Regions from separate parts of the Homo sapiens genome. Here region 1 is linked to region 2. The links are chromatin loops, found by intact Hi-C in ENCODE. Cell type or tissue: heart left ventricle. All regions are shown on one strand. Links, peaks and the distances in the headings refer to the core of each region. The heading gives the core; the rest is flanking DNA. Region 1 has its middle 44 kb from the start of GINS3. Region 2 overlaps GINS3 (GINS complex subunit 3).

Evidence for each region. Peaks named below come from ENCODE experiments on the same cell type or tissue, not always from the same donor. Only the 100,000 strongest peaks of a DNase experiment are listed, where the experiment ranks them.
Region 1: it touches region 2 in a loop (2.6-fold over the local background); 15 of 110 quality-filtered maps call a loop at or near these places.

The regions. Positions count from the first base shown.
Region 1 is chr16:58,340,327-58,357,024 of GRCh38, reverse strand. No RefSeq gene overlaps it. Among named protein-coding and RNA genes, the nearest start is that of GINS3, 44 kb to the left of the region's middle. In heart left ventricle, for the core only: a CTCF peak has its summit at 11,282; no DNase peak of the experiment used is centred there; H3K27ac peaks cover 1,390 bases.
Region 2 is chr16:58,405,005-58,421,535 of GRCh38, reverse strand. It overlaps GINS3 (GINS complex subunit 3), which reads right to left. Exons shown (of 3, transcript NM_022770.4): 3 at 15,389-16,531. LINC02137 (long intergenic non-protein coding RNA 2137) reads right to left here and starts at 210. Exons shown (of 4, transcript NR_187253.1): 1 at 115-210. RefSeq lists an enhancer at 3,559-3,668. In heart left ventricle, for the core only: no CTCF peak of the experiment used is centred there; a DNase peak (open chromatin) is centred at 11,947; H3K27ac peaks cover 4,170 bases.

The sequences.
Region 1 (16,698 bases), core at 6,364-14,363, 62 kb after region 2:
CAAACTTTTAAAAATCAAAATCTTGTCATGTATCTACTCAGACCACACTTGGAATAAAACTAGAAATCAATACCAAGAGGAACTCTGGAAACTGCACGAATACGTGGAAATTAAACAACATGCTCCTGAATGACCACTGGGTTAATGAAGAAATTAAGAAGAAAAAGAAATTGAAATAAATGAAAATGGAAACACAACATACCTATGGGATACAGAAAAACAGTCCTAAGAGGGAAGTTTATAGTAGTAAATGCCTACATCAACAAAAGTAGAAATATTTCAAATAAGCAATCTGAGGATGCACCTCAAGGAAGTGGAAAAACAAAAACAAACCAAATCCAAAATTAGAAGAAGGAAAGAAATAATGAAGAACAGAGCAGAACTAAACAATATCAAGACAATATCAAGCAATACAATATCAAGCAATACAATCAACCAATGAAATGTAAAGCTGGTTTTTTGAAAGGATAAACAAAATGGATAAACTGCTAGCTAGACTAACCAAGAAAAATAAGAGAGAAGGCCCAAAGAAACAAAATCAGGAATGAAAAAGGAGACATTGCAACGGATTACCACAGAAATAAGAAAGATCATTAGAGACTATTATGAACAACTATATGCTAACAAATTGGAAAAGCAAATTGTTTTGGGAGGAAGTGGATAAATTCCTGGACACATACAACTTACCAAGATTGAATAAGGAAGAAGTAGAAAACCTGAACAGACCAATAATGAGAAATGAGATCGAATCAATAATGAAAAGTCTCCTAAACAAAGCAAAGCACAGGACAAGATTGCTCTACTGCTGAATACTACCAAACTTATAGAGAACTAATACTAATACTTTTCAAACAATTTTTAAAAATTGAATGGGAGGAAATTATTCCTGACTCATTCTATAAGGCCAGCATTACCCTGATACCAAAACCAGGTACGGACACAACAAAATAAGAAAACTACAAGCCACTATCTCTGATGAATACAGATGCAAAAATCCTCAACGAAATACTAGCAAACTGAGTCCAACAGCACATCAAAAAGATAGTATAGTGATCAAGTCATATTTATTCAGGGATGCAAGAATGGTTTAACATGTGCCAATCAATAAATATGATATACCATGTCAACAGAACGAAGGACAAAAACCATATGATCATCTCACTAGATGCAGAGAATGCATTTGATAAAATTCAACATCCCCTCATGATGAAAACTCTTAACAAATTAGGCATAAAAGAAACATACTTCAACATAATGAAGGCCACATATGATAAACCCGTACCTAACATCCTACTGAAAGGAGAAAAGCTGACAGCCTTTCTCTATGAACTGGAACAAGACAAGGATGCCCAGTTCCACCATATTATTCAACATGGCACTGGAAGTCCTTGCCAGAGCAATCAGGCAAGAGAAAGAATGAAGTGCATCCATTTGGAAAAAAGGAAGTCAAAATGTCCTTCTTTGCAGAAAGTACTCTTATATATAGAAAAACCCATCAAAAAACTCAGAATTGATAAACAAATTTAGTAAAGTTGCAGGATACAAAATCAACTTATAACAATCAGTAGCATTTCTGGCTGCGCATGGTGGCTCATGCCTGTAATCCCAGCACTTTGGGAGGCCAAGGCGGGTGGATCACCTGAGGTCAGGAGTTCAAGACCAGCCTGGCCAACATGATGAAACTCTGTCTCTACAAAAATACAAAAATTAGCCAGGCATGATGGTGGGTGCCTATAATCCCAGCTACTCAAGAGGCTGAGGCGGAAGAATTGCTTGAACCCAGGAGGTGGAGGTTGCAGTGAGCCAAGATTGTACCATTGCACTCCAGACTGGGCGACAGAGTGAGATTCCGTCTCAAAAAAAAAAAAAAAAATCAGCAGCATTTCTTAACACCAATAATGAACTAGCTGAAAAAGAAATTGAGAAGCTATCCCCCATCTACAATAGCTACAGAAAAGTAAATAAAATACCTAGGAATAAATTTAACCAAGGAGGTGAAAGACCCCTACAATGACAACTACAAAACACTGATGAAAGAAATTGAAGAGAACACAAACAAATGGAAAGACATCACATGCCCATGAATAAGAAGAATTTATATTATTAAAATAACTATACTACACAAAGCAATCTATAGATTCAATGCAATCCCTATAAAATACCAATAACATTCTTCACAGATATAGAAAGAAAATTGTAAATTTTTCTGGAACCACAAAAGAACTTGACCTTGAATATTCAAAGCAATCCTGAGTAAAAAGAACAAAGCTGGAGGCATCACACTACCTGACTTCAAAATATAGCACAAAGCTATAGTAAACAAAACAGCCTAATATTGGAATAAAAGCAGACACATAGCCCAAAGGAACACAATAGAATACCCAGAAATAAACCCACCTATTTACAGACAACTGATTTTCAACAAAGGTGTCAAGAACATACACTGGGGAAAGCACAGTCTCTTTAATACATGGGGAATGCTGGGAAAACTGGATATCTATATGCACAAGAATGAAACTAGATCCCTGTCTCTCACTAGATATAAAAATCAACTAAGAAGGGATTAAAAACTTAAACATAAGACTCAAAACTATAAAACCACAAGAAGAAAACATACAGAAAATGCATTAGAACATTGGTCTAGAGCCTAGACAAAGGTTTTACGGCAAAGACTTCAAAAGGACAGGCAACAAAATCAAAAATAGACAAATAGGACTATATTAAACTAAAAAGCTTCTGCACAGCAAAGAAAACAATCAACAGAGTGAAGAGACAACCTGTAGAATGGGAGAAAATGTTTGCAAAATATTCATCCAACAAGGAACTAATATCCAGAATATAGAAGGAACTCAAACAATCAACAATAAAAACAAAAACAAAACAAAATAATCCCATTAAAAACTGGACAAAGACATTTCAAATAGACATTTCTCAAAAGAAGACATATGAATGGCCAACATATCTATGCAAAAATGCTCCACATCACTAATAATCAGAGAAATGCAAATCAAAACCACGATGAGATAACAGCTCACCCCAGTTAGAATGGCTATTATCAAGAAGACGAAAAATAGCAAATGCTGGTGAGAATGCAGAGGAAAGGGAACTCTTATACACTGTTCATAGGAATGTAAATTAGTACAGCCATTACAGAAGACACTATGAAAACTTCTTAAGAAACAAAAAATCGAACTACCATAAAATCCAGCAATCCCACTACTGGGCATTTACCCAAAGGAAAGGAAATCAGTATATCAAAGGGATACCTGCACCCTCATGTTTATTGCAGCACTATTGACAATAGCCAAGATATGGAATCAACCTCAGAGTTCATCAGTGGATGAATGGATAGACAAAATGTGATACATACATGCACACACACACACACACACACACACACACACACACACAAGAATACTGTTCAGCCATTTGCAGCAGCATGGATGAAACTGGAGGTTGTTATGCTAAGTGAAATAAGCCAGGCACAGAAAGACAGATATTGCGTGTTCTCACTCATATGTGGGTGCTAAAAAATTCATCTCATGGAGGCAGAGAGTAGAATGATGGTTACTGTTGTGGGAAGTCAGGGACCCTGAACGGAGGGACTGGCTGAAGTATGGCAGAAGAATGTAAATTGTGAAGATTTCATGAACATTTATTAGTTCCCCAAATTAATACTTTTATAATTTCTTATGCCTGTCTTTACTGCAGTCTCTGAACATAAATTGTGAAGATTTCATGGACATTTATCACTTCCCCAATCAATACTCTTGTCATTTCCTCTGCCTGTCTTTACTTTAATCTCTTAATCCTGTCATCTTCATAAGCTGAGGATGTATGTCGCCTCAGGACCCTGTGATGATTGCGTTAACTGCACAAATTGTTTAAACAATATGAAATCTGGGCACCTTGAGAAAAGAACAGGATAACAGCAGTGTTCAGGGAAAAAGGAAGATAACCATTAGGTCTGGCTTCCTGAGAGCCACGCAGAATGGAGCCATATTTCTCTTCTTTCAAAAGCAAATAGGAGAAATATCACTGAATTCTTTTTCTCAGCAAGGAACAGCCCTGAGAAAGACAATGCGTTCCCAGGGGGTAGGTCTCTGAAATGGCCACTCTGGGACTGTCCGTCTTTTACGGTTGAAGATAAGGGATGAAATAAGCCCCGGTCTCCGGTAGCGCTCCCAGGCCTATTAGGACAAGGAAATTTGTAATCCTAGCTACTCAGAAGGCTAAGGCAGGAGAATTGCTTGAACCTGGGGGTGGAGGTTGCAGTGAACTGAGACCCTGCCACCGTACTCCAGCCTGGGCAACAGGTGCAAAACTGCATCTCAAAAATAAACAAAATAAAATGAAATAAAATAAAAAAGATAAGAGGAAACACATGCTGAATGCCTACTGTACAGGTGGGCATTGAACTAGGTCAAGATGGTACCTGTCATAATCTCGGTGCTCCTCTCCTCGAAAACAGCTCTGCCCTAGTCCTGTGCAGAGGGATCAGTCACTTTCCACGCCATGAAACTCCACTCCTGGACCACTGATGCCCCAACCAGGGATGAGAGCTGACGCCAGATCATCCCACCCCTGAAGAATCAGCAGGCTGTGAAAGGCCCCACTGAAACCGTTCCACCCAATCAGGGTTGATGGTGATTAGCTGGGCATATTAGATTCTCTGCAGAGAATTTTAACTCAAAAATACAAGGGGAGACAGGGTTAGTGGCAAAAGCAGAAGATAGAAAGATGCATGGCAGGAGCCCATCAGGCACAGATTGCCATGAATAAACAGAAGCAATGAGGTAGAGAAAGGTGCAGAGTGGAGAAGGAGGTTGGATGGGAAAGTGGTGGGGACTGACCCAAACAAGGGCAGGGGGAGGGAAGAGGGAGGCAAAATATTCTGTTCTCAGAGCCAGGCTTCACTCTTACTACTACATGGGTCTCCATCAGGCCCAGCTGTGGCCGTTTCTGTGCAGTCTGGTAGGCAGGACCTGGCTGGGTGTATCTGATCTTTCTGTTGCAGATGCCTTCATGATAAACCCCTAATAAATCACCTGATAAGCTTCATAAGGCTTCATGATAAGCCTTTATGTTAAGCTTCATAAGGCTTCATGATAAGCCTTCCCATTAAACCCCAATAAATCGTCTTCGGTCCTCCAAAGCCTGCCTAACACAGGGGCTCTACTTTGCCACCTGGGTTAAAATTTTCTCAGGCACTTGGAGGTGCCCAGGCGTGAAATGGCCTGCAAGGTGGTGGAGCTGGGCTGTGAACTCAGTTTCCAAAGCTCATGGTGGTGGGGCTCTGTTCATGGCATCCTAATGTCTAATGCCTTAATTGATAAGGCAATGAATAAAGCTAACTGAGTCAACCACAGCCTCTTCCCAGGTTATGCAATGCAGGCTCTTATTCAATACAGGCTTAGTTTTTATAAATCATATGTTTCCCTTTGCAGAAGACTGCAACTCTTCGGTAATCTTCGGGGCGGTACCAGATGGTATCCCAACCCCTGTGTGTATGTAGCCAGCTCATTTCAACTTGGTGACAGTGATACAGGAGGCAAGGAGGACAGAAAACGACTAGATTATGTTTATGGTGGTTGGTATTGTATGATTAAGTCATTGTTTTGTCTGCCCTGAACCTCTTTCTCCCTCCTCTTTCTTGAAAATTAATGGTTTATTTATAATTGATGCATAATTGTATATATTTATGGGGTATCATTTGATGTTTCTGTGCATGTGTACATTTGCACAATGATCAAATCAGGCTAATTGCCATATCCATCACTTTCAACATTTATCATTTCTTTGTGATGACAACATTCAAAATATTATCTTTTAGCTATCTTGAAATATACACTACATTGTTTTTTGCTGTAGTCACCCTACTGTGTAAGAGAACACCAGAACTTATTCTTCCTGTCTAACTGTGATTTTGTACCCACTGACCAACTTCTTTGGGTACCCCTCCTTCTCTCTACTCTCTCCAGCCTCTGGTAAGCACTATTCTACTCTCTACTTCTATTAAATCAACTATTTAAGATTCCACATATGAGTGAGATCATGCAGTGTCTGTCTTTTTGTGCCTGGCTTATTTCAGTTAACATAATGTCCTCCGGGTTAATTTATATTGCTGCAAATGACAGGATTTCCTTCTGTTTTGTGGCTGAATAGTATTCCATTGTGTATATCTAGCACATTTATTTTATCCATTCATCTCTTGATGTACACCCAGGTTGATTCCATATCACGGTCATTGTGAATAGTTCTGCAATAAACATGGGGGTGCAGATGTCTCTTCATTGCACTGATTTCCTTTCCTTTGGATAAATTCCCAGTAATGGGATTGCTGGATCATACGGTAGTTCTATTTTTAATTTTTTTGAGGAACCTCCATACTTTTTTCCATAACGGCCATACTAATCTACATTCCGACCAATGGTGTATAAGCATTCCCTTTTCTCTGCATCCTCGCCAGCATTTGCTATTTTTTGTCTTTTTTATAACAGCCATTTAACTGGGATGAATTGATATTTCACCATGGTTTTGATTTGCACTTCTCTGATGATTAGTGATGTTGAGCATTTTTTCATATACCTGTTGACCATTTGTATGTCTTTTTGGAGAAATGTCTATTCAGGTCTTTTGTCCATTTTAAAAATCACATTATTTGGGGATTTTTGCTTTGAGTTCCTTATATATTCTGGATATGAACCCCTTGTCAGATGTATAGTTTGCAAGTACTTTCTCCCAATCTGTAGGTTGTCTCTTCATTTTATGGTTTTCTTTGCTGTGCAGAAGCTTTTTAGTTTGAGGTAATCTCATTTGTCTGTTTTGGTTGCCTGTGCTTTTGAGGTTTTATTTTTTTAAAAAGCCTCGCCCAGTTCAATATCATGAAGAAGTTCTTCTAGTAGTTTCTTCTAGCAGTTCCTGGTCTTACATTTAACACTGTAGTCCATTTAGAACTGATTTTTGCATGAAACATGCTTCTCTGTCCACACCAGCAATGTGGTTTGAATGGGAGCTGGCAATTGCAGACTCCAGACTCCTGGCTAGAGTTAAATTGGATCGGGAATGGGTATCTGCTCTTTCTTCTCTCCTACATCCTGGGAAAATAATGATAGCCCCATCCTATTCACCTTTCATTAGTCCAGGCATGGACCAGTCCAAGGCCAGGCCAATCAGAGCACTTCTCTGGGTTTGTCAACTTGGAGCTAATGAGGATGTTCAAACGTGTGGAGAATGTTCACTCCCTCCACTCCCTTCACTCCACTCCTTCCACCAAAAAAAAAAAAAAAAAACAAAAGTGGAAAAATCAATTTGTAACATAAAATTAATACCTTAATCATTCTAGATGTATAACTCAGTAGTGCTAAGTTCTGATTGTTTCAGGTTGCTGTGTAAACAATCTCCAGGACGCTTTTCAGCTTGCAGAATGGAAACTGTGTACCCATTAAACATCTTCCCATTTCCCTTCCCCTCAGTCCCTAGTAACCACCATTCTACTTTTTGTCTGTATGAATTTGACTATTCTGAGTACCTCCTATGAGTGCAATCATACAAAATCCATAGTTTTGTAGTTCTCATTTACACTAAAAGAATGATTTTAAGAAACTCTACTGAACTGAAATTGCTTGCTTACAGTTTATAAATTCTCTGATTATATTATAGTCTGATTATTTAACTGCTGTAGGATGATCAGTCCTATTGTACTTTTTGGAATTTCCCAAATGAGCCATGGTAGACAGCCTCTTCATTAATCTTCATAATGACTGTACCAGATGGTATCCTGAGTCCTATGTGGATGTAACCAGCTCAGTTTCAACGTGATTACAGTTCTGCTTCAGTGGCTGAATCTGTACACTAGCTGTCCTTCAGTGAGGACAGTTTGCCCCCAGGGGACACCTGGTAATGTTTGGAGACATTTTTGGCCATCATAACTGGGGGACGGTGCTGCTGAACATCTTGCTGCACACTCAGCAGTCCTCTTCAGCAAGGAATTACCCAGTGAAAACGTCCAGAGTATCACAGTTGAGAAATCCTGATCTACACAGTAGTGATGTTTCTCTGCTTCACACTGACCACGATTTTCCAATCAAGGAATCATAGGGAACATAATGAAACTGAAAAGCGTCTGCTTGTCCCGAAAAGAGACCTAGGGAGGTTCTAACTGCTTCAGTCTACAAACAACAAAAAGATTTCTGAACGGTCCTTTTCCCTGTTTAGTGATTCCAAGACTTCAGCTTAGGTGAAAGTTTTATAACCTTTTCCTACATCTTACTTTAAATTTGTGGCATTTTGTGATAGAACCACAAATTGTACCAGTATTCTGGTTTTTTTGGAGAGAACTTTTTGGTTAGAATTCCTTCTTTTAGTTATCATGCAAGATTGAAACTCTCCTCTCTCAAGTGGTCTGGAAGATGAATATAATCCACAAATTTATCTCTTTGCAGCAAATATCTCCATATTAGTACCACCATGTAAAAATTAATCCAAAATATATAGTGCCCAGATAATTCTCTCTACTTGGTAGCCAACGTCTTGCAATAGAAATCTTCAAAATTCCAAGTACTAGTATTTCCCTGATTTCCCAGAAGAGGAGGTGAAACTAGGCATGTTAGATGTTATTTAACAGTCTAATTTAGAAGTAATCAAGAGAAGTCACGGAATCTAATAAGCTAGTTAGCAACTAAATGAATCCCTGAGTTTAAGTTAGATACCTAGTGATGTAGTTAACTTCTCTGTATTGTTAAACAAAAATCCTGGGAGGCCACTGTTTTGGGCTGAGCTCCTACACCATGACCCCAACAGACAAGACCAAACCAAAATGGAATCACTCATGCTAAATGCCAATAATTAAACTGAAACATTAAGGAAGCAGGGAGATTCCAAACAGACCAGTTTCCCCTGAAAACATGGGATTCCAGTCTATCTGAGTTAGAACGATAAGAAGGTTTCCTCTGCTTCAATCCTTCCAAAAAAGTAACCAGAAGTGACCTGATGTTAACCAATCAGTCCTTTTTTTCTTGAGACAGGGTCTCCTTCTGGCACCGAGGCTGAAATGCAATGGTGTGATCATGGTTCACTCCACCTCCCAGGCTCAAGTGATCCTCCCACCTCAGCCTCCTGAGTAGCTGGGACCACAGGCACGTGCCATCATGCCCAGCTAATTTTTAAATTTTTTGTTAGAGACAGAGTCTCCTTATGTTGCCCAGGCTGGTCTCGAACTCCTGGGCTCCAGCCCTCCTGCCTCCTTGTTCTCCCAAAGTGCTTGGATTACAGCATGAGCTACCATGCCCAGCCTCAGAGTGTTTTTATGATGTTTTGTTTCCTTGGTCTCCCTGTGACTTAGGGCAAGTACGGCTACCCCCTCTTAGGAGAGGACACTAAAGGCCTGAGTGTCCTGTCTGAGGTCCTCAGTCACTCCAGGACAGAGGCCCAAACAGAAGCCAGATCTTGGGCTGTTGAAGTTGCCCTTTGTTCATCCTGAGGGCACGACTGCTGTGTTTACAGATTATCACATAGGGATTTTTAAAAGTATAATTGGCTAAGTTTCTTCTTCAGATGCGTTAAAGAATCTGCCACCCAGGTGCCTGAAGGTGTGGTACCTGGGCAACTAAAGGTCTATGGGTAATCAATTTATTCCCAGAGTTAGGATTGGAAAAGCTCAAAGAGTATGATGAAAATGTAAGTAGTGTGTGCTAGACTTCTAGACTGTCTGTGAAATCAGCAAAATCTCAGAAAAGCATAGAAAACATAAAAGACTTTAAAGAGGTGCATCCTGTCTGCCCTTGGTTTTCATCCGAGCTGTCATTCAAGGGCAGCCCTCTGTAGAGAAACGACCCTGGACTCAGTAAGCAGCAAGGTTTAGGGAAGCACACAGCCCCTGAATGATCAACCTGGCGGTCGCTTGCCTTGTATTCTTTTAGGAGTTAAAAATCTTTCTGAAAGGTGCTGGGTGAATTGTGCCTTTGTGATTTGTTTGGTGGTGCTCTGAAAATTCCTTGTCTCCGTTCCTAATTTTAGAGCCAGCAGCTGTCACTGCTTTGTTCTAACAAGTCAGTAATTTTCCATTCTCCTTGCTTCCTTGGATTTCCTTTCTATATCTAATCACTCACTCTGCAGGGGCTTCTAACTTGGTCTTCTCACTTAAAAATTTTTATTATTAATTTTTAAATTTATAATTGGACCTTGTCATTTCTTTTAAAACCCCAAAGAAGGATGTGCATGTCACATATTCTGTCATTTGGTGTTTTGTTATTTCTGTAAGTTAGTAATTGCTTTTATTTTTGTATTTTTAGTAGAGACGGGGTTTTGCCAAGTTGGCCAGGCTGATCTTGAACTCCTGACCTCAAGTGATCCTCCCACCTCAACTTTCCAGTGTTGGGTTTACAGGCTTGCCCACCGCGACAGGCCTAGTAATTGCTTTTAAAAAGTTAAAGTATTACCTTTTTATTTTACCTGTATACATTGTACTTATACAAACCTTCTTACAGTGTGTGATAGACATAAAGTTTTATCATAAAATGTTATGGCATTCGGTGTTTTGTTTGTTCGTTTGTTTGTTTGAGACGGAGTCTCGCTCTGTCGCCCAGGCTGGAGTGCAGTGGCGCGATCTCGGCTCACTGCAAGCTCCGCCTCCTGGGTTCACGCCATTCTCCTGCCTCAGCCTCCCGAGCAGCTGGGACTACAGGTGCCAGCCACTGCGCCTGGCTAATTTTTTTTGTATTTTTAGTAGAGACGGGGTTCACTGGGTTAGCCAGGATGGTTTCCATCTCCTGACCTCGTGATCCGCCCGTCTCGGCCTCCCAAAGTGCTAGGATTACAGGCCTGAGCCACCATGTCCAGCCGGCATTCAGTGTTTCTTATCTTCATTGCGCCCAGCCGGCATTCAGTGTTTTTTATCTTCATTGCAGCAGGGTTGCTTTTGTTTGTTTCTTATTTGGCCATTTATTTATTTTTAGGATTCTATGGGTACCAACAGAATTCCTTGAAGGTGTTTTGCAGGTGGTATCATAACTTTATTTTTCTATTTTAATTTTGCAGTAGTCTGGGATTTGCTTCAAATTAATCCAGATGGAGGGGAAGGGGATGTAGGTTAATGAAACAAGACTGGCCATGGTAACTGTTAACGTGGATCGTGGGAGCATGGTGGTTCATTATACTACTCTGTCTACCTTTGGGTATGCTGGAAGTTTTCCATTATAAAAAGCTTTGAAGATCTTTACATCAAGATTATTTCTAATAATCTTCCTTTAATTAAGATAAACTCATTGTACAAATATTGCCATCTATAGGTGGAAAATATATTTGTTTTGATTTGGACAGGCTGCAACATCAAAAAAAGGAAAAAAATTATTGTAATCTTGATCTCTAACCTGACTCCGAAATATTATTAATGTTACTACTCTTTTCTCAAAACTCGCCATTAATATGAATCACTAGGTATAACGCACATAAATTTCTTTATGAATCTCTGTTCTATATATAGTAAAATTCATGTTTGAAAAAGGTCAAATTACATTTTAGTGTAAAGGCTCAGGACTTTTTAAAAAAATGACTTGTGATTTTTGAAGGTTTGAAAACTCCAAATCAGAATATAATTTAAAAATGTAGTTTTGACCCTTTACATATTTTTGATGACTTGAGAATGTATCTGTATTTTAAGTCTCATATTCGTGTGAACTTGACATTTTCACACAGGTCCACAGAACGGAAAGTTGCTGCTTTCAAATTTGGGGAAAATATAAGAGAAACTTCTTTAAATCATATACAGTAGACAAAGATACCTTATGAATACCAGAAACAGGTGACAAAAATAAATACCCTAGGGGTTAAGCAGAATGTTCTGGATATCGAACTTGAAGCTTATAAGCATTCTTTGTTTGTTTGTTTGTTTTTTGGTTTTTTTTTTTAGATGGAGTCTCACTCTGTCACCCAGGCTGGAGTGCAGTGGCGTGATCCCGGCTCACTGCAACCTCCACCTCCCGGTTCAAGGGATTCTCGTGCCCGGGTTCAAGCGATTCTCGTGCCTCAGTCTCCTAAGTAGCTGGGACTACAGGTGCACGCCACCACACCTGGCTAACTTTTGTATTTTGAGTAGAGACGGGGTTTCACCACGTTGGCCAGGCTGGTATTGAAATCCTGACCTCAAGTGATCAGCCCACCTTGGCTTCCCAAAGTGCTGGGATTACAGGCGTGAGCCACCGCGCCTGCCCGGCCTAAAGCATGTGATCATTCTGATACCAAGATAAGCACAGAGTTGCCATCAGAGCATATTTCAGGCCTCCCTTCCTGTCCTGTGGTTACAGTTGCATGTTCACTCAATCCTCCATTGTATTTTGAAGAGTAAATTGTACTCTACATAGTTGTTGTGTCTTTCAGATACAATTTATAATACAGTTGGGCCTATTAAAATTCCAAGAGTAACAACCTTTTCCAAGATGACCTTGCCCAACATTTTTGTGTTATTAATTGTGTCTGTAGGACCTCATCTGCCCCCTTCTGCTCTGACAAGATATTCTGAGAAGGACAGAGTTGCACTCAGTAACGAAAACATGTTACACGGATCCTGTAAGCCAAATCTATTGACCAGGAGAGTTGGGACACACACTTTCACATTTTCTGGAACAACTTGTACTTTCTGGAAAAACCTATATAACTGGCTGGCCCAGGCTCTCTTATTAGAATTTCTAATATTTTAGGGTGACAGCTCATTTTAAGGGACCGCATCACACTGTCAGACTGTCAGGGTCTTCTTGGGTGTGATACCAACAGCACAGGCAACAAAGAAGAAACAGGTAAATTGGGCTAAAATAAAAATTTAAAACTTTTGTGCATCAAAGGATGCTATCAACTGAGTGAAAAGGAAATTAATGAAATGGGAGAAAATGTCTGCAAATCATATATCTTAAAAGATGCTAATATCCAGAACATTTTTTAAAAACCACTGTAACTCAACCACAAAAAAACCAAGTAACCAGATTTAAAAATGGACAAAGGACTTGAATCAATATTTCTCTAAAGAAGACATAGACACATACCCGTTTAGCACATGAAAAGATGCTTGGTGTCATTAACCATTAGGGGAATGCAAATCAAAACCACAATGAGATACCACCTCATACCCATTAGGAGGTCTATTATAGAAAGAAAAGTAAACAGACAAACAAGCAAAAACCCAACACAGAATATAAGTGTTGATGAGGATGTGGAGAAATTGGAAGCTTTGTGGGCTGCTGGTGGGAGTGTGAAATGATGCAGCTGCTGTGGAAAACAAGATGGCAGTTCCTCAAAAAATTAAACATAGATTTACCATATGACCCAGCAATTCCACTTCCGGGTATATACCCAAAAGAGCTGAAACAGATTGGGACTGGAACAGACATTTGTAAACCAATGTTCATAGCTGTAGTAATCACAAATAGCCGAAAGGTAGACACGACCCTAGTTGAATGAATGGATAAACCGAATGTGGTTTATAAGCACAATGGAACATTATTCAGCCTTAAAATAGAAGGAAATTCTGACACATACTACAACGTGGATAAACCTTCAGGATGTTATGGTAAGTGAAATAAGCCAATCACAAAAAGGCAAATAGTGTATGATTCCACTAATATAAGGTACCTAGAGTAGTCAAATTCACAGAGACAAAAAGTAGGATGGTGGCTGCCAGGAGGGCTGGGGAGAGTGGGAATGAGGAGTTAGTGTTTAATAAATGCAGAATTTCAGTTTTGCAAGATTAAAAAGTTCTGGAGATGGATGGTGGTGATGACTGCCCAATTCTGTGAATGTGCTTAATGCTACTGAACTATACACTTAAGATGGTTAAAATGGTAAATTTCATGTCATGTAAATTTTACAACTAAAAATGAAATAAATTTAAAAATGTAAAATAACCTTGAACAAAATTTGCAAATAAAAAAAATTGTCTGGTTGTTGAAAAAGGACTGATTTTTGAGAGAGACAACTTCTAAAATAAATGTTACTTAATTTATTTTAGAAGTTAATACTTATCGTGTTAATTCTTATCAATTTTGAGACAATGCTTTTTAACAGCATCCTCAGAATTTCTCTATTTGCCTAGCAGTGTACCAGATACTGCTGTGGATGGTGTAGGTACATGAAAGATTAGCTTAGCCTTCCGGGAGAGACAATCTTGGTGGGAAAATAAGATATGTATATAAAAAAGTGAGTAACCAGAAAAGACTGCATGACACTAGGCTTCATATGAGTGTTAGAGAGAATAAGTTTAAGAGAGAAGAGAAGGCTGGGGCCGATGGCTTACGCCTATAATCCCAGCACTTTAGGAGGCCGAAGCAGGTGGATCACTTGAGGCCAGGAGTTCGAGACCAGCCTGGCCATCATGGGGAAACCCTGTCTCTACCAAAAACACAAAAATTAGCCAGTTGTGAGGGCGGGTGCCTGTAATCCCATCTACTCTGGAGGCTGAGGCATGAGAATCGCTTGAATCCGGGAGGTGGAGGTTGCAGTGAGCCAAGATCACAACACTGCACTCCAGTCTGGGCATCAGAGTGAGAGTGTCTCAAAAAAAAAAAAAAAAAGAAAGAAAGAAAAGAAAGAAAAAGAAAAAAAGTTCCATGGGGACAGGGCAGGGGGAATGAAGGGGGGGTGCTGTCTGGGGTGAAAAGGACCTAAAATTGAGAATTATGACAAATTTTGACATTGCTGTGAATTTATATCATGTAGTGCAGAAAGTAACAAATACCATAAGAAAGCCAAGAAGTAATAAAGAGAGCTAAACACTGGCACCTGAGTGGCCACGAAAATCAATGGGACAGACTAGAGGGCTCACAAAAACCCAAAAGATGATTTGTTTTTTGATAACATGGCATTTCAAATCAGTAGGGAAAAGGTAGATTATTTAATAAGTGGGTTGGAAAATTTTTATGTTGAATTCCAGTGTACTCTTCACACCCAAATATGTTCCAAATGGAGCAAAAATTTCAATACCGTAAAACCATTAAAAGTACTTGAAAAAATGTTAGAAAAAAAGAGTGTTTTTAAAATCTTGAAGTCAGGAATATTTTTCCAAGCTAGATTGAAAATCGAGGAGCCTTAAAGAAAAAGACTGATAAATTTTACTATAGAAAGGTTAAAACATATGCACGGGAAAAACTTATATCACAGATTTATGGTATAAACTATGTATTTATATATATTTAGAGACAGGGTCTCACTCTGTCACCCAGGCTGGTAGCCATACTCACTGCAGTGAGTTTGAGCTCATTGCAGCCTCAAACCCCTGGGCTCAAGCAATCCTCCCACCCCAGCCTCCTGAGTATCTTTGACTACAGGTGCATGCTAATGCACTCGGCTAATTTTTAAAATTTTTTCATTTTTATTTTAGAGACAGGGTCTCAAACTTCTGAGATTATAGGGATGAGCCCCTTTACTTGGCGTTAATTAAATATTTTTTTTAGGCTGGGCACAGTGGCTCACGCCTGTAATCCCAGAACTTTCGGGGGCCAGGGTAGGCAGATCGCCTGAGTCCAGAAGTCTCAGAATAGCCTGGGCAACATGGCAAAACCCCATCTCTATGAAAAATAAGAAAAGTTAGCTGGGTATGGTGGTGCAAGCCTGTAGCCCCAGCTATTCAGGAGGCTGAGGTGGGAGGATCGCTTGAGTCCAGGAGGTGGAGGTTGCAGTGAGCCGTGATTGCACCACTGCACCCCAGCCTGGGTGACAGGGTGAGACCCTGTCTCAAAAATTAAATAAATAAATAAATTTTTTTAAATGGCATGATCTATTTTAAAGAATTTATTTAATACATAACCAGTTCCTGTTAATTAATAAGGTCAACAAATCAATAGAAAAATGGACAAAGTGCAAGAATAAGCAGCCCCAGAAAAAGAAGCAAAAATGGCTTATGATGTCTGACTGAAAAAAAAAAGGCTGATAAACTCTTACTGAAAGAAAAAAATAGCATTAATTTTTTTACGTATCAGAACGGCAAAGATAGAGACGTCAATGATACATGCATGAGGGGGAAAGACACTCATATATCGACTGAAGAAACGAGTGGATTTGGGCTGTGGGCTGGGAAAGGTAGTTTTAATACAATTTTTTTTTTTTTTTTGAGATGAGTCTGTCTGTCGCCCAGGCTGGAATGCAGTGGCGCGATCTCGGCTCACTGCAAGCTCCGCCTCCCGGGTTCACACCATTCTCCTGCCTCAGCCTCCTGAGTAGCTGGGACTACAGGCGCCCACCACCACGCCCGGCTAATTTTTTGCATTTTTAGTAGAGATGGGGTTTCACCGTGTTAGCCAGGATGGTCTTGATCTCCTGACCTCGTGATCCACCTGCCTCGGCCTCCCAAAGTGCTGGGATTACAGGCGTGAGCCACCGTGCCCAGCCTTTAATACCATTTTTAATATGAGAGAGAGGAAGAAAGATTTTGAATGAGAGAAGTTCCAGCACTGTGTGGAAGGAAGACAGTCACCTTACTTGGGTTAATTGAGGGAGATCTCGTAGGGATGTTGTGGGGGAAACATTTAACTGGGGCTGGAAAAATGGGGAGGTTTTGAGAAGAAGAGAGGAAGAGCCTTCTGAGTTTGAAACAATGTCTAACTTAAATTCTACATTTTCTTTTTCTTTTCATTCTTTTTTTTTTTTTTTTTTCTGAGACAGAGTCTTGCTCTGTCACCCAGGCTGGAGTGCAGCGGTACGATCTTGGCTTACTGC
Region 2 (16,531 bases), core at 8,532-16,531:
CAAGGGGGGTGTCCTGGTTTCCCAAGGCCATCTGTATTAGTCTGTTCTCACACCGCTATAAGGACATACCCGAGACTAGGTAATTTATAAAGGAAAGCAGTTTAATTGACTCACAGTTCAACATGGCTGGGGAGGCCTCAGGAAACTTACGATCATGGCAGAAGGAGAAGCAAATACATCCTTCTTCACATGGCAGCAGGAAAGAGAAGTGCCAAGCAAAAGGGGGAAAGCCCCTTATAAAACTATCAGATCTGTGAGAACTCACTCACTATCACGAGAACAGCACGGTGAAAACCGCCCCCATGATTAAATTACTTCCCACGGGGCCCCTCCCACCACACGTGGGGATTATGGGAACTACAATTCAAGATGAGACTTGGGTGGAGACATCGTCAAACTATATCACCATCCTTCTCCAGCCTGGAATGCCTACACTGTTCCCCATTTAAAGATTTGGCTTCCTGGCTCCCCTGCCTGGATGCTCCAGGCCTCTGTGTGTCCGGTGGCTCCACAGACTACCCAGAGGGCCCTTCTTACAGTGCAGCCACCCCTCTTGCCCCCATTATTTACCACCTCAGCCTGCTTGTCTTCTTCATGGTTCTATCCCTGTCTGAAATCCTCATTGTTACTTGTTTATTCCCGATCTCCCCCACTAGCCAGCATTACTCAAGGGCTTACCACGTGCAGGACACTGCTTTAAGCATTTTACATAGAACCCATTTAGTGCACCTCAAAATCCTACCAGGTGAGTATAATCATGGTTCCCGTTTTACAGATGAGGAAAGTGGGGCACTGAGCTAAGCACCGTACTCCCACGTCACGTGGCTCCAAAATGGCAAAGCTGGGGTTTGAACTTGGGGGCTCCCAGCCCAGAGCCTGGACCCCTAATTACTAAATGATCCTACCTGAAACTACAGATGCACTAAAAACGGACTTTTTTTTGAGACAGCGTCTTGCTCTGTCGCCCAGGCTGGAGTGCAGTGGCGCAATCTCGGCTCACTGCAACCTCTGCCTCCTGGGTTCAAGCCATTCTCATGCCTCAGCCTCCTGAGTAGTTGAGATTACAGGTGTGAGCCACCATGCCCACCTGATTTTTGTATTTTTAGTAGAGATAGGATTATGCCATGTTGGCCAGGCTGGTCTTGAACTCCTGACCTCAGGTGATCCACCCTCCTCCATCTCCCAAAGTGCTGGGATTACAGGCGTGAGCCACCACACCTGGCCAAAAAAACGGACATCTTACTTACTTTTTGAAGATTCAAATTATCTTGAGGGGCAGCCAGTGTCCTGCTCACTCCAGTGCTGGGGAGCAGGACCGCGGGCACCCCTACCCCTACCAAGCTTTTATTGCCTTTAGTGATTTGGGGCATGTGTCTTGACCTGTTTTTCCCTGGACCTAGGATAAACCAGGCTGTTGTTGACAGAGTTCTGGTTTTTGTTGAAGCTCTCAAAATATCGAATCCATAAGCTTGTTTTCCTTATTTAATTCTCACCAGGGTCTCATGGCATGGAGACCCCCCTAGCTAGCACCGATGGCACTGAAACTGTGGCAGTGCCTCTGGTTGCAAAAAATAGGGGATCAACGCCTATTTGGGTTCTATTTTTATTAAAACCCCATTAGCTTGTTTCTATCGGAGCAATTAAAGTGTCGAGGCCTGATGCTCTGCAGGGGCTGTGGAGGAGGCGCTTTCGTGAGAGCAACTGTTCTCAGGCGGAGAACTTTCTTTTCAAAAGGACCCCTGGGGCCTGAAGTCTCAGGCTTATTCTCAGCCCCAGGTGGGTTTTCTTAGTGGATAATTTGGTAACATCCTCTGCAGCTGGGCTTGAGTTAATGAGGTTGAAGATCACCTAATTTTCCCCCTTCCTTTTTTTTTCTTTCTTTGCCTGATTTTGTAACTCACAGTCTAAAGGCTTCCAACCTGTTCCAGCAAATGTTAATTCTGTTCACACCTTGCCAAGTGTGAAATTTCACCCAGCACAGCTGTGCAGACGCATTTCTGTTTCTACCCTGGCACCTTAAAATCAGCTAAACCCACCCAAGCTGGGCTCTGTCCTCATTCCACGCCGGGGTGGGCACAACCTGCTGGCTAGGGTGTGTCCCCATGACACGACTCTGTGCATCTTAACACGTCAGCACACTCTGGAACTTGACAGCTTGCAATTCGGAGGCCATGAATTCAGCACGTGTTAGGCTCCGTGCTCTGTGCTCTGGAGGACTCAGTAGGTCTGGGGTGGGCGCTGGAATCTGTAGTTCTAGCAAATTCACAGGTGGTGCTGATGCAGCTGGCCTGGGGACCACACCTTTGAGAACCACTGTGGTGGGTTTATTTATTTATTTTTTTTGAGACGGAGTCTTGGTCTGTCACCCAGGCTGGAGTGCAGTGGCATGATCTGGGCTCGCTGCAAACTCCACCTCCCGGGTTTAAGTGAGTCTCCTGCCTCAGCCTTCTGAGTAGCTGGGACTACAGGCCACACCACCATGCCTGGCTATTTTTTGTATTTTTAGTGGAGACGGGGTTTGCCATGTTGGCAAGGCTGGTCTCGAATTCCTGACCTCAAGTGATCCATCTTGGCCTCCCAAAGTGCAGGGGGATTACAGGCATGAGTCACTGCAGCCAGTTCCTGTTATGGACTTTTGCTTAAAAGTTACCTTCCCCGGAGGCCCTCCAGTCACACACAGCCTGACTTGGAAGGTGGCCCTGCCAAAGGCTCTCAAGGCAATGTGTATGGCCCGTCCTGGGCTCACACTTGTGATGATCTAATAATGTCCTCCCACTCCCTGACTGTCAGCTCCACCCCTACGGCCAGCTCTATCATATTCATGCCTCAAAAGATCTGCTCTCTGCCTCCTCCCCACTCCCTCATCTCCTGTCACTCTCATCCACACCTCTGCCACCCAGGCCTGCTTTTGTTTCTTAAAGCAGGCCAACCAAGCCACACACTTCTCACCTCCTCTCACTGCTTGGAATGATGACCTCCTCTGGGCTCTTCACCCAGCCAGCTCTGCATCTTTCCTCAGAGAGCCCCTCTTTGGACTCACTAAAGAAGGTCCCTGAAAGCCGGGCAAAGTGGCTCACACCTGTAATCCCAATCTTTGGGAGGCTGAGGTGGGATGATTGCTTGAAGCCAGGAGTTCTAGACCAGCCTGGGCAACATAGTGAGAACTCCGTCTCTATAAAAATTAAGAACAAGAAAAATTAGCCAGATGTGGTGGCACACACTTGTAGTACTAGCTACTTGGGAGGTTGAGGCGTGGAGATCGCTTGAGCCCAGGAGTTCAAAGCTGCAGTGAGCTAGGGTTGTGCCACTGCACTCAAGCCTGAGTGACAGAGCGAGACTCTGTCTTTATTTACACATGCCCTTTAATTCACCTCACAGATCTTATTGTAATCCCGTTTATAGTCCGCCTTGCCCTTTACAGTGTAAACTCCACAGGGCAGTGAGGGATGACCATTCCACTCCTGACTTCAGACCCTCACTGGAGGGGCGAATGAATGAGTGAATAAGTGGGATTAATTTCTGCTGTCAGTGAAATTCCCAGCAGAAGAAGCCAGAAAACAGCCAAGCCTGCCCTGCAGGGGACTGTTTGAACTGTGTAGCCTCTGCTTTCTCGGATTCCCCCTTCCTCCGGACCAACCATGAGCCACCCATCACCTGTTTTGAGCAAGGCAGTTGGGGGTGAGGCAGAGAGAAGGAGGCAAGGGAGTTTTTGCAACAGCCAGAGCTGCAGATTAGACACATGTAATCAATCCGGAGAGCCACACAGTGTTCTGCCAACTGAGATACCCAGATTAAACAGACCAAGGGCCCCTGAGGCAAAATGTCATGCAAAATAACTTTTCAAAAATAGCAGCTTGCAATCTCGAGAATGAGCACGGGTTGTCAATGACATGAGCAGTCTTTTGAAACAGAAGGAGGAGTCCTGTTTTTACTGCAGATAATGGTGATATGACATAGGCATAGGTTGGGCCAATTTTGCCAAAGGAGACACTTAGAAGGGATAGCGAGTCCTATAGAAATGGCGTTGGGAGGACCAGGACTGAAGCGAGAGACGCCTGATAGTGCGGTTGGAAGAGGGGATGGCGAGTCCTATAGAAACGGTGTTGGGAGGACCGGGACTGAAGCGAGAGACGCCTGATAGTGCGGTGGGAAGAGGGGATGGCAAGTCCTATAGAAACGGTGTTGGGAGGACCAGGACTGAAGCGAGAGACACCTGATAGTGCGGTGGGAAGAGGCTGCCCTGGCCTGCTCTGTTGCTCATCGCACAGTGCAGCAGAGCAGAGAAGAGTCGGATCTCAGGATCAGCCTGACCTGGTTTCCAGCCCTGGGCCCAGCACTGGTTGCTGTGTGACCTTCGGCACACACTTAACCTCACTGAGTCTATTTCTTTATCTGTAAAAGGGGGATAACAATAATTCATCTCTTAGGGTTTTTGTGGAAATTAAATGAGATAATACATATAAAATTAGCTGGGCATTGTGGCAGGCACCTGTAATCCCAGCTACTCAGGAGGCTGAGGCAGGAGAATGGCTAGAACCTGGAAGGTGTAGGTTGCAGTGAGCTGAGATGGCGCCACTGCACTCCAGTCTGGGTGACAGAGTGAGACTCTGTCTCCACAAAAAAAAAAAAAAAAAAAAAAAAAAGAACACCTGTAAATCAGTAAAAAGATAAACAATCCAGTAGAACAATGGGTAAAACACGTAAACAGGCATTTCACAAAAGAGGAAGCATAAATGGCCAATGAATATATTTTAAAACCAGGGCCTGTTGTTGGGTGGGGGGAGGGGGGAGGGAAAGCATTAGGAGATATTCCTAATGTAAATGACGAGTTAATGGGTGCAGCACACCAACATGGCACATGTATACATATATAACAAACCTGCACGTTATGCACATGTACCCTAGAACTTAAAATATAATAATAAAAAAAATACAGAAAAAAAAAGAAAAAAAATTTAGCCAGGTGTGGTGTTGCATGCCTGTAATCCCAGTGATTCAGGAGGCTGAGGCAGGAGGATCACTTGAGGCAAGGAGTTCAAGACTAGCCTGGGAAATACAGCAAGATTCTGTCTCTAAATAAGTAAAAGAAGTCAGGTGTGGTGGCATGTACCTATAGTCCCAGCTAGTCGGGAGGCTGAGGTGGGAGGACTGCTTGAGCCTAGGAGTTCAAGGCTGCAATGAGCTATGATCCCACAACTGCACTCCAGCCTGGGTGACACAGGGAGACCTTGTTTCTAAGGAAAAATAAAAAAAGATACTACAAAGAAAATTAAAAGACAAGCTACAGAATGGGAGAATTTTGCAACACAGATAACTGACAAAGGATTAGTATAAAGAACACCTATACTGGCCAGGCGCGGTGGTTCATGCCTGTAACCCCAGCACTTTGGCAGGCCGAGGTGGGTGGATCACCTGAGGTCAGGAGTTTGTGACCAGCCTGGCCAACATAGTGAAATCCTGTCTCTACTAAAAATACAAAAATTAGCTGGGCGTTGTGGCAGGCACCTGTAATCCCAGCTACTCAGGAGGCTGAGGCAGGAGAATCGCTAGAACCCTGAAGGCATAGGTTGCAGTGAGCTGAGATGGCGCCACTGCACTCCAGCCTGGGTGACAGAGCAAGACTCTGTCTCCAAAAAAAAAAAAGATCACCTATAAATCAGTAAAAAGAAGATAAACAATCCAGTAGAACAATGGGCAAAACATGTAAACAGGCATTTCACAAAAGAGGAAGCATAAATGGCCAATGAATATATTTTAAAATGTGCAACTCATTAGTACTCAGAAAAACGCAAATCAGAATAACATTTATATATATAAATTTATATATAAAAATTCTTTTGTGATAGAGTCTCATTCTGTCACCCGGGCTGCAGTGCAGTGGTATGATCAAGGCTCACTGTAGCCCTGAGCTTCTATACTCAAGCAGTCCCTCTGCCTCAGCTTCCCATGTAGCTGGGACCACAGGTGCATCCCACCATGCCTGGCTTTTTTTTTTTTTAAAGTAAAGATGGGGGTCTTGCTATATTTCCCAGACCGGTCTCAAGCAATCCTCCCACTGGCTTCTTAAAGTAGTGAGATTATAGGTGTGAGCCACTGTGCTCGGCCACAGTGAGATATTTTTTAATACCCATTAAATTGGAAAAAAAAAAAAGAATTCTAATAATGGAAACTCTTATACACTGTTGATGGGTGAATAAAGTCATGTGATTTGGCGGAAGCTTGTGAAGTAGAGCACTGGCAGACCCTATAAGCCAGCACTTTCACTTGGGCGTTCATCCCAGAGGAATGCATGCTGTGTAAGAATCCGCACAGTGACAATGTTTGTAATAGAAAAAAAGCTTGGAAATGGACCAAATGTCTGCTGATAAGAGAACACTTATAGAAGTTGTGGCATGTTCCCACAATAGAATAATATACAGCAGTAAAAATGAGCTGCGATGACATGATTGAAAATTAAAATTGAGTGAAAGAAGCAAGATGCAGCTGACTGCATGCAACAGGAACTTAGTTTTACAAAGTTTGAAAACAAACCAGTCCTGGCACGGTGGCTCACGCCCGTAATCCCAGCACTTTGGGAGGCCAAGGCGGGTGGATCACCTGAAGTCAGTTTGAGACCAGCCCGGCCAACATGGTGAAACCCCATCTCTCCTAAAAATACAAAAATGAGCCAGGCGTGGTGACGCACACCTGTAATCTCAGCTACTTGGGAGGCTGAGGCAGGAGAATCGCTTGAACTCAGGAGGCAGAGATTGCATTGGCCGAGATTGCGCCATTGCACTCCAGCCTGGGCAACAAGAGTGAAACTCTGTCTCAAAAACAAACCAAAAAACAAAAAATCAGGCCAGGTGCAGTGGCACATCCCTGTAATCCCAGCACTTCGGGAGGCCGAGGAAGGTAGATCATCTGAGATTAGGAGTTTAAGACCAGTCTGGCCAACATGGTGAAACCCCATCTCTACTAAAAATACAAAAATTAGCTGGGCGTGGTGGTGTGCGCCTGTAATCCCAGCTACTCGGGAGGCTGAGGCAGGAGAATCACTTGAACCCAGGAGGCAGAGTTGCAGTGAGCCAAGATCATGCCACTGTACTCCAGTCTGTGTGACAGAGCAAGACTCCATTTCAAAACAAAACAAAACAAAACAAAACACCACCAAAATAATATATTCACTAGATATAAAAACTAAGGAAGTAATAAATATAAAATCCAGGATAATGATTACTCTGGGGGTAGAGGGTAGCAGAGAAACTATGCAGGAGGCAATGATCATGTTCTCAACTTAAATTAGTGGAAGTTGGTGGGTGTTCATTGTATTACACCACTTCATAACATACAGATATGTTACATATATTCTTGGCATGTATCAAATGTAAAATAATAAAAAGTATATATATGTGTATATATATATGTGTGTGTGTGTATAGATATGTGTGTGTGTATATATGTATGTGTGTATGTGTGTCTGTGTGTATATATATACACATATATTTTAAGACCGAGTCTCACTCTGTCATCCAGGCTGGAGTGCAATGGCGCAGTCTCGGCTCACTGCAACCTCTGCCAGCCAGATTCAAGCAATTCTCATGCCTCAGCCTCCCAAGTAGCTGGGACTACAGGCACAAGCCACCACGCCCAGCTAATTTTTGTGTTTTTAGTAGAGACAGGGTTTCACCATGTTGGCCAGGCTAGTCTCGAACTCCTGACCTCAGGTGATCCATCTGCCTTGGCCTCCCAAAGTGCTGGGATTACATAAGCCACCACGCCTGGCCAAAAAGTATACATATTTTTAACAGCCCTGGAATAGTTCATCCTTCTGGGCCCCTTCGACTCTAGGCTATGATTTCTGAGCCGCTGTGTAGCCGCTCTCAGTTTAGGGAGATTTGATAACATCTCCACAGCCTCCACCATGTGGCTACCCTTGTATCAGTTTATTTGATTTTGCAGCGAATGACTGTCAGGGGCTTGAAGATGTAACCTCTTTCCTGTGAGGTTTGCTCTGAGACGTGAATCCCTGAGGGACCTTGCCACATCATGTGGATGACATGAGGAGGTGGGTATGCATGAGCTGTAATTAAGCAAAGCAATAGTTTCATCTCCATTTAACGCAGCTGAACACTTTGTTCTTTCCACAGATAAGTATACAACAACCTGTGACACATTGTTCTTCTATTTTTTTTTCTATTTGAAGTGGCAGAAGAACCCTTTAAAATCACAAAGGTTCTTTAATTTTTTTTTTTTTTCAATTAGCCAGGCATGGTGGCACATGCCTGTAATCCCAGTGACTCCTGGAGGTTGAGGCAGGAGGATCCCTTGAGGTCAGGGGTTCAAGACCAGTCTGGGTAATATAGCAAGACCCTGTCTCTAAATAAATAAAATAAGCCAGGCGTGGTGGCATGCACCTGTAGTCCCAGCTAGTCGGGAGGCTGAGGTGGGAGGATTGCTTTGTCTATGAAAATTAGAGTCTTTGAAAATGGAGTGAGGTTTTAGTTTTTATTGATTTCTTTTGAAAAAATGCCTTAAACATTGGAGAACTGGATTTTCAATCCTGGCCATACACAAACATGATGTGTTATATGGATCCCCACTCCCTAAAAATCTTTAAAATGATCTAGGAATTCAGGTGGTAGGATCCTCTGAAATGTTGATCAAGGTCTGAGCTGGCTCAAAACCTGGGAAAAGACTTCTTAGACTGCTGAACTATTTAAAAAGAAGCATGCCGGCACGGTGGCTCACACCTGTGGTCCCACCTATTCAGGAGGCTGAGGCAGGAGAATCACTTGAACCTGGGATGTGGAGGTTGCAGTGCACCGAGATCGCGCCACTGCACTCCAGCCTGGGAAACAGAGTGAGACTCCACCTCAAAAAAAAAAAAAAGTAAATAAATAAATAAATAAATAAATAAATAAAAAGCAGCACATTACTGCATGTTTACCTAGCATCTCAGATAAAGAAATCAGAGTGAACATGAAATGCTAAATTAGAAAACAAGTGTCCTTTGAAACAGTTTTTAAAATGTTCTGCTCCTGAACCAAAGAGATAGCTGAGTGCTAAGTCCTCTCGGTCCTATTAAGATAAGGCCACTCTCTGGGAACAACCATTGACATCTCTCTCCTCCATGACTGGTAATGCTGGCTTTTAATACCAGTGTCTGCCTCCAGTCTAACAAGCCTCAAAACAAATCCCAAGCACACTTTCTCTTCTTCTTCTTCCTCTTTCTCTTCTTCTTTCTTCTTTCTTTCTTCTTCTTGTTCTTCTTCCTCCTCCTCTTCTTCTTCTTCTTTTCTTTCTTCTTCTTCTTTTTTTTTTTTTTTTTTTTGAAGACTAACTCTTCCTCACTCTGCGGCCCAGTCTGGAGTGCAGTGGTGTGATCTCTGTTCACTGCAACCTCTGCCTTTCAGGTTCAAACAATTCTCGTAACCCAGACTCCCAAGTAGCTAGAACTACAGGCGCATGCCACCACGCCTGGCTAATATTTGTATTTTTAGTGGACACAGGGTTTCACCATGTTGGCTAGGTTGGTCTCAAACTACTGACATCAAGTGATCCACCCACTTCAGCCTCCCAAAGTGCTGGGATTACAGGTGAGTCACCGCGCCTGCCTACTTTCCCTTCAATGAATGACACTTTCTTGTATGTGCCTCATTTGCTGCACTTGAATCTATACTCCTTAGCTACCTGTTTGCTTTCCTGTGTCCAAAGAAAAGAAAATGCCCTCAAGGAAGAATTTTTGTTGTACAAAAGGAGACATACAAGTCATGTGAGAATCAAATAAACTTTTTTTTTTTTTAAACCTGGAAATAAACTTCTCTCTCAAGGGTGATACAGGAGCAGAAAGCGCTGTAAAGGCTTGAAACTCTGGGTTCTTTCTTCTTTTTTTCTTTCTCCCTTCCTTCCTCCCTTCCTCTCCCTTCCTCCCTTCCTCTCCCTTCCTCCCTTCCTTCCTCCCCCTTCCTTCCTTCCTCTCTTCCTTCCTTTTTCTTCTTTCCCTCCCTCCCTCCTTCCTTTTCTTTCTTTCTTTCTTCTCTTTTTCTTTTTTCTTTCTTTCTCTCTTCCTTCCTTCTTTCTTTTTCTTTCTCTTTTTCTTTCTTCTTTCTTTTTTCTTTCTTCTTTCCTTTTCTTTCTTTTCTTTTTCTTTTTGTTTTTTTGAGACAGGGTCTTACTCCCTTCACTCAGGCTGGAGTTCAGTGGCGCTCTCACTGCTCACTGTAGCCTCAATTTCCCTGGGCTCAAGCAGTCCTCCCATCTTAGCCTCCTGAGTAGCTGGGACCACAGGCATGAGCCACCACGCTCAGCTAATGTTTTATTTTTTGCAGGGGCGAGGTCTTACCATGTTGGCCAGGCTGGTCTCAAACACCCAGGCTCAAGCTAGCCTCCTGCTGCAGCCTCCCAAAGTGCTGGGATTATAGGCAGGAGCCACCTCGCTCGGCCTGATTTTTTCTTTGTCCTGAGCCACGGGTGGGAGATGTTTGCAGGATGAGCTGATTCCATGTGCACCATTATGAATTCTGAAACACTGGCAGTTCCCAGGCACTATTTTCAGAGCTATGCTGACACTTAATCATGTTGGTGTAGAAAGCCATGCTTGTTTTAAACTCATTTAGACACAGAGAAAATTAGCTAGAGAGTGCCAGAAGAGAAAGGAGAAGAAAATCAAGTTATTGCTGTCAAAGAGAAAGAATGCTAAAAGTTCTAAGTAAAATCAGAGGCCTTTTCCCGTCAGTCGCAAGTACTAGGGGAAAAGTAAAAATTTCAATGAAAGGCAAATATTCGACCAGGCACAGTGCCTCATACCTGTAATCCCAGCATTTTGGGAGGCCGAAGCGGGTGGATCACCTGATGTCAGGAGTTCAAGACCAGCCTGGCCAAGATGGCAAAACCCCATCTCTACTAATAATGTTAAAATTAGCCAGGCATGGTGGCAGACAGCTGTAATCCCAGCTACTCAGGAGTCTGAGGCAGGAGAATCGCTTGAACCCGGGAGGCAGAGGTTACAGTGAGCTGAGATTGTGCCATTACACTCCAGCCTAGGCAACAGAGCAAGACTCCATCTCAAACAAATAAATAAATAAAAATAAAAAATTAAATTAAATTAAAAAGAAAGAAAAGCAAATATTCTTTCTCTTCTTGATGAGCTTACCAGTAGTTTCATCCTATGCAAGCTCCAACTGGCCCCAGTGCGCCTGCCTTAATGCAGTGACACCTTTCCAATAAGCTGAGCTACTGAATTAACGTAGCAAAGAGTCTGATGCAGTTTTGCTTTAAAAAATAATTGCCCTCTAAGTGCAATGTGGGACTTTGGATTGGATTCTGAAACAGGAAAAGGACATTTATGGAAAATCTGTTGAAATCTGCATAAAGCCCATGGTTTAGTTAAAAGTGTTGTAGCAATGTTAACTTCTTAGTGGTGATAAATGTACCATGATTATGTAGGACGTTAGGGAAAGTTGGGTGAAGGATATATGGGAACTCTCTGTCTTACCTTTACAACTGCCCTATAAATCTAAAATTATTTCTAAAATAAAAAGTTTGGCTGGGTGCAGTGGCTCATATCTGTAATTCCAGCACTTTGGGAGGCCAAGATGGATGGATCACTTGAGTTCAGGAGTTTGAGACCCACCTGGGCAACATAGCGAGACCCTGTCTCTACAAAAAATAAAAAAAAAAATTAGCCAGTGTGGTGCTGCATGCCTGTAATTCCAGCTACTCCAGAGGCTGAGGTGGGAGAATCGCTTGAGCCTGGGAGTTAGAGGTCAAAGTGAGCTGAGATTGCACCACTGAACTCCAGCCTGGGTGACAGAGCGAGACACTGCCTCGAGAAAAAAAAAAAGTTTAATGAAATCATGCTTACTTTGTTGATTTGACTTGATCTTGAAAAAGCAGATACAGAAAGGAGACCTCTGTTTCTGGGTGTGTCCTCATTTGCAGCTTTCCCTAGACCACAAGGCTGGCAACGGGACAGCGTAGCCCAGGAGGAGAATGCTGCTATACTAAAGTAAGGTTGCTTGGCAAGCAAGTTGTGTCTGGCTGCACTGTGTCTCCTTTGATTAACTAGGCAGAAAAGCAGAAGCCTAGAAAAACAAAATGAGCTCAAACAAAAGCAGGCTGGGCCTGTCACCTATATTAGTCATTTGCTCTCAGGAAAAGAGTGACTCTACATTTTTCCAGACTTGTCCTTGATTCACTGTACATTTTATTTGTTACTATTAAGGATGAGAAATTTTCTCCTCCTCATTCAAAAGGATAATATCAAGAGTTAGCAAAACACACACACACACACACACACACACACACACACACACACACACACAGATTTAGCAACAGAATTCCAGCTTTCAGATACCTTTCCTTAGGTTTAGAACATTTACTTAATTATCTTTCAAACAACTGTTTCTATGTGTACTCAATATTAAAAATTTATCGGCCAGGCACAGTGGCTCATGCCTGTAATCCGAGCACTCTGGGACGACAAGGCAGGTGGACTGATTGAGCTCAGGAGTTTGAGACCAGACTGGACTACATACTGAGACCTCGTCTCTACAAAAAATACAAAAATTAGCCAGGCATGGTGGCACATGCCTGTAATCCCAGTTACTTGGGGGGCTGAGGTGGGAGGATTGTTTAAGCCTGGGAGGTCAAGGCTGCAGTGAGCTGTGATTGGGCCACTGCACTCCAGCTTGGGTGGCAAAGTGAGACCTTGTCTCAAAAATAAAATAAAATGACCTAAAAATCTGCCTTCACTAGATAAGGAATGTTTAAATTATATTTCTTAGACTAGTTCTTACAGTTGGCCTGGTGTGGTGGCTCATGCCTGTAATCCCAGCACTTTGGGAGGCCGAGGCGGGTGGATTACGAGGTCAGGAGATCGAGACCATCCTGGCTAACATGGTGAAACCTTGTCTCTATTAAAAATACAAAAATTAGCTGGACGTGGTGGCACACACCTGTAATCCCAGCTACTCAGGAGGCTGAAGCAGGAGAACTGCTTGAACCCGGAGGCAGAAGTTGCAGTGAGCTGGGATCGCGCCCCTGCACTCCAGCCTTGGTGACAGAGCAAGCTCTGTCTCAAAAAAAAAAAAAAAAAAAAAAAAAAAAAAAAAATTCTTACAGTTAAGCATCTACCTTACATTTTATAGATTTTTCTCCTGAACACAAAAATATCTGTTTGAGAAATATATATATGGCCTCTGCAGTTATTTTCTTTTGCCAAGCTCAGTTTAAAATATTACATTTTCACGTAGACACAATTGTTTCGAGCATAAAGAACAAAAGCTCTCTTGGGGCCGGGCGCGGTGGCTCACGCCTGTAATCCCAGCACTTTGGGAGGCCGAGGCGGGTGGATCACGAGGTCAGGAGATCGGGACCATCCTGGCTAACACGGTGAAACCCCGTCTCCACTAAAAATACAAAAAATTAGCAGGGTGGGGTGGCGGGCGCCTGTAGTCCCAGCTACTCGGGAGGCTGAGGCAGGAGAATGGCGTGAACCTGTGAGGCGGAGCTTGCAGTGAGCCGAGATCGCGCCACTGCACTCCAGCCTGGGCCACAGAGCGACTCCATCTCAAAAAAAAAAAAAAAAAGCTCTCTTGGGGTTTCTTGAAGGATGGGAGGGGGACAGAACAGACAGACACAGAGTGGAACTGACTGCTGTTTGAACTTGAGTCACTCAGTGCTTCTGCATGCCGGTTTCACTAGTTCAGGCACAGTATTCCAGAAACCTCGGGTTCAGAGGTGCTGAGAGGTTAGTGAGAAGCTCTGTAAGATGCTCAGAATTCTTAGGGAGAAGGTGGACTTTTTATTTAAAATAAGAAACAAATTATTTCTGCCATGCAAGCAATAAAGAAATTCAACATCAGATTAGCAGGGTAAAGATGACTTTTTTTTTTTTTTTTTGAGACAGAGTCTTGCTCTGTCACCAAGGCTGGAGTGCAGAGGTGTGATCTCAGCTCACTGCAACCTCTGTCCCCTGGGTTCAAGTGATTTCCTGCCTCAGCCTCCCGAGTAGCTGGGATTACAGGCGCCCACCATCATGCCTGGTTAATTTTTGTATTTCCAGTAGAGACAGGTTTCACTGTTGGCCCTTCTGGTCTCAAACTTCTGACCTCAAGTTATCCACCTGCCTCGACCTCCCGAAGTGCTGGGATTACAGGCATGAGCCACCGCACCGGGCCCAAAGATTAGTTTTTAACAAAGTGTGCTGGGATAACTGACTATCCTTTTTCTCTGAGATGGGAGGGTCTTGAGCAGAGAATCGACAAGATTGGATATACTTCTTAACAAGAGCACTCTGGCTGCTATGGTGAGAAGAGTCTGAAGATGGAGTGGAGGGTGAATGCAGGGAGGCAGTTAGGGGGTGATCCCAAAACTCCAGGAAAGAAACGGTAGGGGCCTGGCCCGAGTGACAGCACCACAGGTGATGGGGAGGTGGCCGGATGCTGCAAATGATTTGACGGCAGACCCAAAAGATATGGAGCGTGAGAGGAGGAAGGTCAGGGGGGGACATAGCGTTTTTGTTCTAAGCAATAGGGAAGGATGGAGTTGTAAAAAATGGAGATGGGAAACATCAGAGGAGGAGCAGGCCGTGGAGACGTAGAAACATCAAGCAGGGGATTGGATACAAGTCTGGAGTTGGAGGGAGCGATCTGAGCTGGAGATAGGAATTTGGGAGCCATCTGCGTGGAGATGGAGAGGCATGGACAGCCCAGAGCCACCCAAATCCAGAGGTCACGAACAGCAGGAGGAATCAACAGTGACAGAGCCTTGCCCCACTGCTCCTGGCAGCCCACACTGTCCCTGGGAAAAACCTATATATACTGAGGTCTTCTGTCTGTAAGGCCACAGTCATGTGGGAACAGAGTGCTTCAGGGGAAAGGGCACAGCTTTACTCCCTGGAGTTTGATAGCAATTTGGTATTTGAGCCCATTTGTTGTGTTTTTTGAAAAATTAACCTCTTGAAGGGACCAAATCAAAATCTAAACGACTAACTGGAGGGCTGCTGGGGAGAGGGGAAGTCCGACAGGCTTGAAGGCAGATCTGTAATTGAAAATGAGTTCAAAAGCTACATGTAATATAATCTGTTCAAAATGTAAAATAGGGGCTAAGTTTTGGACATGAATACCTACATATTCCTGACACATGGCCCCTGAGGAATTTCTTTTTTTTAGGAAGTAGGAAAAAATGGCAGCAGACTTAGAGTTGACTTTAAATATAAAGCTATGTGTGAAAAGAATGATGCCAAAAGTTAAATAATATGCTTTTCTCGCTCTATGAATGGTTTCTCGGGCCCTGGCTATATATAAATGCTGCGGTAGTAATGGAAATCTCATCTTCCTAGGACACAGCACCCTCCTACAGAGAATGTACCTCCTATTTATGTGTACCACACAAGCAAAAGAGCAGCTGCTAAAACATGGATTTGTGTATTACCGTCAAATATGATCAAAGACACAATTCTGATAGCTTTGATTATCTGTAGTACTAGTGAAAGAGCACTTGTACAGAACATATTCATGTACAAAGCCAATCATTTATTTAGCACTAAAATCAAATTATAAAAACAACAATTCCATCTTAAAACAGGCATTTTAAAAGCATTTCTGTGGTTCTAAGTTTGCATCAAGACAGCCTAAGTTTGCATCTGCACAATCTGGATACCCAAATCCCTCTATAATTTCCAAAGACAAAGACAATTTTTGCTAGTTGTGAGGTGTCAGGGGGAAGCAGTGATGCCCTGCAAACAGTCTAATGGGCCCAGGGAACCCTGTTTCTTTCTCAACCTGAGGTTGCATCCTTGATCTCCAGGAAAAGAGATTAGTGCTTGCTTAACCAGGTTCCTAGTAAATGGTCAGGGATCTTCTATGCAATAATGTTGCAAAAGTTACTGAAGAGGAAAAAAAAAGCACAACGGAGGCTTCTTGCCCATTTACACTTGCAATGTTAGATTTTGAAAACAGGGCCCTTCATAGTCAGCACCCAAGTCCTGACTTCCAGATGTAATGCAGGCTGGTTAACAGCCCTTAATAACTACATTGCAATTCCAAACGACTCCCTGACAGCTTTTCTAGACAGGGAGTAGAATTAAGTGTGCGGGTGCTCTTAGGCTCTCCGAGGCAATAACAAGCTCAGTTTAACCATTTCCCTTCTGGGTTGACTGCTGAGTTATGCAGATTCCAGTTCATTAAGCCCTGAGTATAGAGTATGAGGCCAACATCTTTTCTTTAGTAAAAGCCATGCCATTCGTCTGCCTTTCCCTTTTCCTCCTTTATCTGGGCGACTGTTTTTGGAAACTGGGGTAACTCCCTGCAGGCAGGCAGCAGGAGATATCTCCAAGTCAGGCTGGCATGGTGGGGTGCTATCCTCTGTACAACCATGAGGAAGATGAGGCAAATAAGATCAAGAGAGCATTTTGTGAACAGGCGATGACCCAGTTTGTACCTGTGCTTTGTGGCTAGTGAAACTGTACATCTGAAGCTGTCCAAACTCCCAGACACAAGGAATCTCAGTTGCAACTCTACTGTGATATATTATATGGCAGTGATTC